2 separate regions of the Homo sapiens genome follow, and region 1 is linked to region 2. A link is an interaction called in ENCODE POLR2A ChIA-PET data of the cell type or tissue named here. Cell type or tissue: OCI-LY7. All regions are shown on one strand. Links, peaks and the distances in the headings refer to the core of each region. The heading gives the core; the rest is flanking DNA. Region 1 overlaps GSTM3 (glutathione S-transferase mu 3). Region 2 overlaps LINC01768 (long intergenic non-protein coding RNA 1768).

Evidence for each region. ChIA-PET counts read pairs that join two places held together with the same protein. Peaks named below come from ENCODE experiments on the same cell type or tissue, not always from the same donor. Only the 100,000 strongest peaks of a DNase experiment are listed, where the experiment ranks them.
Region 1: POLR2A ChIA-PET joins it to region 2 with 7 read pairs; 2 of 35 experiments call an interaction of 5 or more read pairs at or near these places.

Annotation. Positions count from the first base shown.
Region 1 is chr1:109,729,439-109,735,427 of GRCh38, forward strand. GSTM3 (glutathione S-transferase mu 3) reads right to left here. Exons shown (of 9, transcript NM_000849.5): 9 at 4,499-5,989. Among named protein-coding and RNA genes, the nearest start is that of GSTM3, 8.6 kb to the right of the region's middle. In OCI-LY7, for the core only: no CTCF peak of the experiment used is centred there; no DNase peak of the experiment used is centred there.
Region 2 is chr1:109,905,421-109,907,920 of GRCh38, forward strand. It overlaps LINC01768 (long intergenic non-protein coding RNA 1768), which reads left to right. Exons shown (of 5, transcript XR_001738180.3): 5 at 287-473. Among named protein-coding and RNA genes, the nearest start is that of CSF1, 4.2 kb to the right of the region's middle. RefSeq lists enhancers at 761-830, 1,021-1,240. In OCI-LY7, for the core only: no CTCF peak of the experiment used is centred there; a DNase peak (open chromatin) is centred at 951.

The DNA.
Region 1 (5,989 bases), core at 1-2,500, 180 kb before region 2:
ACAGAATCCCAGACCAGTTTCTTACCTAGTGGTGTGTCTCAGGCTGTAGACTGCTCTCTACAATTCTAGAAGCAGGAAAAAAAAGACTCATCTTCCCTGTTAGAAGCTAGCTCAAACTCCATTAAGGAGTTTCCTGCCTTCCATCATCATGGAAGCAGGAAAACTTGCCTTCCTTGTTGGAAGCAAGTAAAATTCCAAAGAAAAGAGGAGTTGTACAGGAAAATAAATTTTAGATCTCAACCAAATTTTTGGAAATCAGGGATTCTCTGCAGGGGGTGCTCTCAGACCTCAGCAAATTGTCCTGTTGGTTTGAGCCGTAAAGTTAGCTCATGCTGGTACCAAGCACCAATAGGACATTTGTCAAAGGTCAGGGGCATCTTCACCCAGAATCCCTTCATGGTTACCAAAATGTAAACCCAGAAAATCTGAGACAGGTCTCAGTTAATTTAGAAAGTCTATTTTGCCAAGGTTGAGGGCGTGTGTCTGTGACATAGCCTCAGGAAGCCCTGATGACATGTGCCCCAGGTGGTTGGGGCACGGCTTAGTTTTATACATTTTAGGGAGACACGAGACGTCAATCAATACATGTAAGTGGTACATTGGTTCCATCCAGAAAGGTGGGGACAACTCAAAGCAGGGGGGAGGGGGTTGGGCTTCCAGGTCACAGGTAAGTGAGAGACAGATGGTTTCCTTCTTTTGAATTTCTGATAGGCCTTTCCAAAGGAGGCAATCAGAATATGCATCTATTTCAATGAGCAGAGGGATGGCTTTGAATAGAATGGGAGGTAGGTTTGTCCTGAGCAGTTTCCAGTTTGAATTTTCTTTTTAGCTTACTGATTTTGGGGGCTCAAGATATTTTCCTTTCACAAACTCATATAACCTACTCTCCAGCCTCAGTGCCTTGCTGATCCTCTGAGACCTCCCTGAATACGAACTTCAGTTCTGACTCCAGGTACTTCTACCTGAACTCTCTCTGTTTTAAGACAGGGCATTCTGTTTTTCTGGGTTCTGTCTCTCAGTCAAAACAAAGAGGAATTTTTTAAAGTTCCTTGAGGGCATTAGGCATTTACCTATCAAGCAAACTCTTCTTTTTTTCTTCCAATTCTCAGTAAATGACAGGAATCAGTGCACAGTTGTGAGTGCCTACTTTGTGTCAGGCTCTGTGCAAGCACTAAATATAAAATTTTGCATAAGACATAGTCTCTGCTCTCAGGCAACTTATAATTTAGCAGCAAAGACTAACATCTAAATGAACAACTGGAGTTGTGTGTTAAGTCCTGATCGAGGAAAGCATTGTACCCTGTGGGAACAAAAATTTAAAATATGTGCATTTAAATTAGCCTGTGGGAGGTAGAGAAATGTCAGTCAGGATAAACCAAATCCTAGTGGCTTAATACACGCTTATTTCTTACTTACCCTTCATGTCGGATGTGATCAACAGGGGCCCTGCTATTCGTAGTCTTTTAGAGACCTAGGCCGACGGAGGCTTTAACTTGGCACCTGCTCTGAGTCTAGACAACTGTGGTGGTCAGATACAGTGACTTACTCACTGGCTTTTAAAACTTCTGCCTGGAAAATGTGTGTAATTTCTACTTGTGTTTAATTGGCCAAACAACTCAGGAGACCACATTTAAGTTAAAGAGTGTCATGAAGTTTTCCCAATGGGAAAACAATCAGAAATCTTTGGTGACCATCACCACAGGGATTATCAGATGTGACTTCAAATCTGATTTGAAGGCTAAGGGAGTTGGGGGAAAAGCAAGAGGCAGAGGGGACAGCATGTATTAAAGTGTGAAAATATAAAAGTGAATGTGGTGCTTTTTGGCAATTAGTATTTATAAATTTATGTAACACTGATCTGTTTCAAGTGCTCTAAAATTTTTTTTTTTTGGGACAGAGTCTCACGGTGTCACCTAGGCTGGAGTGCAGTGGTGTGATCTCAGCTCACAGCAATCTCTGCCTCCCAGATTCAAGTGATTCCCTTGTCTCAACCTCCCGAGTAGCTGGGATTACAGGCATGCATCACCATGCCTAGCTAATTTTTGTATTTTTAGTAGAGATGGGGTTTTGCCATGTTGACCAGGCTGGACTTGAACCCCTGACCTCAAGTGATCCACCTGCCTCCACCTCCCAAAGTGCTGGGATTACAGGTGTGAGCTACCACGCCTGGCCCAAGTGCTCTAGAAATATTGACTTCATTCTCATTGTAGCAGGACGAGCCACAGACAAGAACCCCTCAGGCACCGAGTTGTGGAAGGAAAGGGCTTTATTCAGCTGGGAGCATCGGCGGACTCACATCTCCAAAAACCGAGCTCCCTGAGTGAGCAATTCCTATCCCTTTTAAGGGTTTATGATTCTAAGGGGGTCCGTGTGAGAGGGTCATGATCGATTGAGCAAGCAGGGGATATGTGACTGGGGGCTGCATGCACTGGTAATCAGAATGGAACAAAACAGGACAGGGATTTTCACAGTGCTTTTCCATACAATGTCTGGAATCTATAGATAACAGAACCAGTTAGGTCAGGGGTTGATCTTTAACTACCAGGCCTGGAATGCAGTGCCAGGCTAACTACTGATTTCATTTCTGTCTTTTCTTTAACTCCTACTTTTTCTTTGAGGCAGAAATTGGGCATAAGACAATATGAGGGGTGGTCTCCTCCCTTCTCATAACAACCTTGTGAGGGAGGGTTCATTTATCAAAGAAGACACTGAGCACAGGAGGCCACCATTTACCAGGGGCAAAGCCAGGATCTGAACCCAGACGGCCCGGCTCCGGAGTCCATGCTCCTGAGCACCACACAGTGCTGCTCCCTTGGAAATTCAGAAAGGCTGGACCCCGTGCTCCAGGGCAGCAGGAGGAGGGCACATGCCAAGGATGTCACTGGAAAGGGAGCAGAGGTGAGGCTGTGAAGGTAAGCCTGAGAAGACAGTTTTTTTTCCTGAGGTTTTAGAAGCCACTAAACGCCTTTAAGCAGGGGAGTGACATGAACAAATTTACACATTAGAAAGATTACCCACTGAATTTTATTTCATTCCCTTCCCCCACCATCCATCTGAACTCCCTAAGTCCTCTTTTTCTGCGTGGTTCATTTGCTCCACCTGTCCTGCAGCTGAAGGATAAGGAATGTGCAATCTCTATACACAGTCCAGGTGTTTTCATAAGTGCTTCTTAAACTGGCTTTAAAGGCAGATCTGTGTCCATGCCTATCCCTGTCCCTCTCTCCTTTCCCTGGTAACAGTGAAACAACTCTATAACAAACTTTCATTTAATCACATAAGCTATTTCTTTCTGAACTAGAAACGCCCAGTTGCTCAACCTTCAACAATGAATACAAATGAATTTCCCTGATACTTTTGGGGAACTGCTCCACCAAATCTAATGCACCTGTTTCAAGTTTTCTTTTAAGCCCTTACTGATGGTACTTGTATAAAGCCATCACTATTGTGCCTCTGTGCCTTGGATGTGTCCCCAGCCACCCCCCTGCATCTGCCACTTGCCTGAAGGCAGCCGTTGTTACGGCATTCTTTTCTTGGCCTATATTAGAGTTAGAGCTGGGAGCTGATTGAGAACTGGGGATCCACCTCTCTTGTGGAAAGGATCTGTTCCTCTCAGTGGCCTTCCCTGCTTTCTGGGCCAGTAAGGTCCAGGTTTTGCATAACTGTTGAGTGGATTTTCACTAACAAACATAATAATTAAAAAAAATTGAAACGTGATTTGCCTATGTGATCTGTCCATCTGGAATTCATGTGAAATACATTTCACCTGCAGACCTGGGCTTTTTAAACTTCTCCCTTGCAAATTGCTCATTCCCTACCTTGCTGCTTTCTCCTGTCATCTGTCTTTCCCAGGATTTTTTTCTCATAGGACTGCAGGACCAATCTCCTGTTTCCTTCCTTCTTCTCTTGTGGTGAACAGACTCTAAGATGGCCCCCATGATCCTACCTCCTGGTACTCATGCCCTTGAGTGTGGGTGGGGCCGGTGACTTGCTTCTAATAGAATAAGAACAGGTGATGGGATGTCACTGCTGTGATCAGATTACATAGGACTGTAGTGTTCCTTCTTCCAGCAGACTCCTTTACTAGCTTTGGTGAAATGGGTGGCCGTGTTGAGGAGATCCCTTTTGCAAGGAACTGAAGGTGGCTCTAGCCGACAGCCAATGAGAAATGGAGGGCCTCTGTCCCACAGGGAACAAAGAACTGACGCTATCAACAATTACACAGACTTGGAGGCAGATCCTTCTCCCACTGAGCCTGGGGATGAGATCAGAGCTCTGGATGACACACTGATGGCAGTTTTCAGATGAAACCCTGAGCAGAGGACCCAGTTCAGCTGTGCCCAGACTCCTAATCCACAAAACTTTGAGACCATAAACATGTATTGTTTTAGCTGCTAAATTTGTGGGAATAGTGTAGAAGTCTTCTTTTGCCCCTGGAGTATGGCAAGGTTCAGGCTATTGTCCCATGACCACGAAAAATTAGGCACATGGACATGGAGAGTGAGTAGGGCAGAGTAGAATTTATTGGGAAAAAGGAAAGCTCTCAGCAAAGACAGGGGTCTTGAAAGCAGGTTGCCAGTAAGGCGTCTGTGTTCTGTGTCTTTTATGTGGCAGAAGCTGGGAAGTCTTCTGTGGGTTTTGCCCAGATGAGAGAAGTAACATTTTCTTCTTGGGGTACTACAGCTGTGCATGCCTAAGTTTTGCCAAAGGGACTCCATCTTGGTTATTACCCATGAGTGCCTAAGCAAAACCCATGGGGGTGCTAAAACCACAATGCTAATGTCATGTTTAATGACATTATAATGAGCTGGGTTAAATTAGGGACATTTAGGCTGATTTATTGTGCCCGCACCAAAGTTGGGATGGTCACTTCTGAGCAACATCCTAGCTTAAGGGTAACTTCTTCCGTTTTTCCTATTAACTGTAGAGGCAGTATAGGCACTGTCTTGCCGTTGTTCTTGTGAACATAGTTCCTTTCTATCCCTTCTCCTGAGACCTTCCCTCTCTATGTGCCTATCCATCCCTTAACTACCTCCTCTCTTAACAGTGTTACACAGCAATAAATAATGCATTCCCTTTTTGATTTCTGGTCATATCATCGATCTAGCCCCAGGGGCATCCTCAATTTCTCTGTCCTGCCTTAAATACACAAGGGTAGAGCATACCGCTCCCTCACACTATGGAAATTATATCAATAGTTATCAGACTGAAAAACTTCTGAGCTTTATACCTCTTCTGGCCAAAGGCTCCCCCATGCCCAAGATACTGGCCTGAACACCTAATCCCTGCTCACAGGGGGTGGCAAAACATGGCAGTTGAATTGTCTGCTTAGCACCTTCTGTCTGTACTATTCCTCCTGACATCACTGGGTATCCCTGCCATTTGGGCCCTCTGACCATCACTAGAGAGATCCTTGGCTTCTGGTCCATAGGGGATGGCAATCTGGCCCACAGGCCTATCTCTGAAGACTATTCAGACTCTGCTCTGTGAAAGGAGAGTGGTGCCAAGTCATCTCCACAGGAGTCAGTGTTTCTTAAGTTTGCTTTCTTTTCTAAAAACTAGTTTCTACTACACAAGCAATGCATGAGCACATTCTCTTAGTTAGAAAAGCAAGTCTTAGCCTTAACTTGGAAATGCCCTTTAACTTCCACCATGGAGTCTGGGCCTTTATCCCACTTGCCTGCAGTAAGACTGTTATGAGTTTGGTGTTTCCCTCCAGACTCTTCTCTATGCTTGGAGATCTTTTTTATTTTTTTAAGAGACAGGGTCTTGCTCAGTCACCCAGATTGGAGTGCAGTGGCAAGAACACAGCTCACTGCAGCTTCAAATTCCTGGGCTCAAGTGATCCTCCCACCTCAGCCTCCTGGGTAGCTGGGACTATGCATGAGCAATTGCGCACAGCTAATTAAAAAAAATTTTTGGGAGACAGGGGTCTCACTATGTTGCCCAGGCTGGTCTTAAACTCCTGGCCTCAACTGATCCTCTCACCTCA
Region 2 (2,500 bases), core at 1-2,500:
CCAGGATGGTCTCAATCTCCTGACCTCGTGATCCACCTGCCTCGGCCTCCCAAAGTGCTGGAATTTCAGGCATGAGCCACCGTGCCCGGCCGAGTAAGGCACCATTATTAACTTCATTTTACAGATGAGAAAACTGAGGCACAAAAAGTTTAGGTACCCTACCCAGGGTCATGGAGCTATCAGGAGGAAGAGCTGGGATTTTAGCCCAAGCAGTTCGGTTACACAGCTAATGCTCTTACTCACCACACTGCACTCGTGAGGGCTGTGAGACTCTTCCTTCCCCCAGGGAGAAGTGCCCAGCAGCAGCCAATGGAAAGGGGACTTGCCTGCTGGCTGGAGGACCCCGGCCTGGGGCTCACGGCAGCCACAGAAATGAGTGAGTATTGCTGGTTGTAGTTGGAGTCACCAATGCCTTTCCTTCCTTCACATGGGGCAACCTTAGGAAGGTGTCCTCTCCCCACTTACTCTCCTGCTCTGGGCCTCCCCCATCTCTGCCCATCCTGGCCTCCATACAGAGCATCCAAGCATCACCTTGGACCTCCCAGTTGGCACTGGGCAAACCAACATAGAGAACCAAGACAAAGCACAACCTTAAATCATGTAAGTGGAATAGAGGAGTCTGTCTCTCTGGCTGTATCTAGGACCTGATTTCTTCTAATTCCCAATCTCTTCTCTACTCCAGGTTTCTGATTTCCTTCAAGTGACTTCTGAAGCCAAGCCACTCTGGGCCTTTGGGGCACTGGAACATTTCTTCATTGTCCTACTCACTGCCCCTTGATGTGTGTGTCCCTGGCAGTCTGTGAGGAGGGAGGCCATGTAATTCAACGAAGTGTGGGCAAGCACAGGCCAGGCATGCAGCAGGCACCAAAAATGTCTATTGTACTAATAGATGACTACAGACAGTGTAGGTTCTCACTTCCTGTTTCTAGGTAATTCTCTGCCTCGTTTACTCTGAAGTCACACAGGGCCAGGATAGGAAGTGGGCTTGCTGTGATGCTTGTGCACCAGCTGACACATCATCCTTTTCGTGATTCTCTTTTTCCGATGAAGGTTGGAAACTTTCATTCTAGAAGGGTCCTCAGCTGAGGGATTGTGACTTTAGGGAGGTAGAGAGGGCACTTGGGAAGCCAGAATTCACTGTGGATAAATGTTTGTCAGTTTCTGGGTTAGATTTTTCAGTTCTGAGGAGTTCATGAGAGCAACCTAAGAATCAGTCCTGCTGAGGTTCAGGAGACAGTGCCGGGCCTGGCTGTGGCGGGAAGCTCCGGGAGAGGAAAGTGGACAGGCTGCTGATACAGTCTTGCATTGCAGCAGTGCTTGCCCTTCAGGGGTGACACAAGTCCTGAAGCCACCATGTATTTCTGTGGCTCTGGGACAAGGGGGACAGCTGACTTTCCCCCAGCCATAGGATGGGGTGGTCTCGACAAATATCAATAGTTCCAAAGTACCAAAGATTGGCTCTTGGTAGTTTGCCAAACACAAAGGCTTCACAGCAGCCCTAGGAAGCTGGCAGGAAGCTGCTATTCCCATTTAATTGACAAGGGCATTCAGTCCAAAATCCTTCCCTGCTGGCTGCTTTACCACCCTTCACGCTGTCTCTCACCTTGAAAGTGGGAGAAGACATGACTGAAAGGGCAGGCTGCAGTGCAAATGACTATAGGTGCGTGGCTGGGAGATGGGATGCTCTGGCTCTGACGTCCTGCTCCCAAACCTGGTCAGCCAGGAGTCCTACATTCTGGCCCTTTCTGTAGCACTGGGACAAGAAAGCAGCATTTTCTCTGCAGCCCCAGCTTCCAAGGCAGCTGCTGTCCACCCCCAGTCTACTTTCTAAAGAGCCACAGAGCCACTTAGGTGGAAGAAAGAGAGAAAGGTGGGAAGGAAGGAGAAAAGGAAGGGAGAAAGGAAGAGAGAAGGAATAGCAAAAAGAAAGAAAAGGAAAGAGAAAGAAATGAAGAATGAAAGGGAGAACAAAAGAAAGAAAAGGAAAGTAGGAAAGAAAAAAGAAGAAAGGGAGGGGGAAGGGAGGAATGCATGAATAAGGGGAGAAAGAAAGAAAAAAGAAAAGAAAGAGAAAGGAAGAAAGCAAGCTCTTTATGATAGAAGGCCATTCCCTAGAAAAGATCTCAAGGGGAAATTGGCTGTCAAATAGTTTCAAGGAAATGACATTTGGACAACCAGCAAATGAGGGTTTCCTCCCACTTCCTGCCATCCATCTCCATTTCCCTCTGTTCAATCTCTCTTCTCCCTCCAGTGGTTCATTCCTCTGGCAAATAGCATCTCTCCTATGCTCCCTTCTACTCTCCTCTGGGGTCAGCTGAGCACTGCTTTCTTGATGATGCTACGTTAGGAAATTATCAAAACCCCAAATCTCAGTTGCTTCCAATTCCCCTATACCTGTCCCAGAACCTGGCCTGGGACATGACTTCACTGGTAGCAGGGAGGCTAGCAGCTAAGCTGTCCAGGGTAAGCATGCAGAGCTGAGTCCTCTTACTCCAGGACT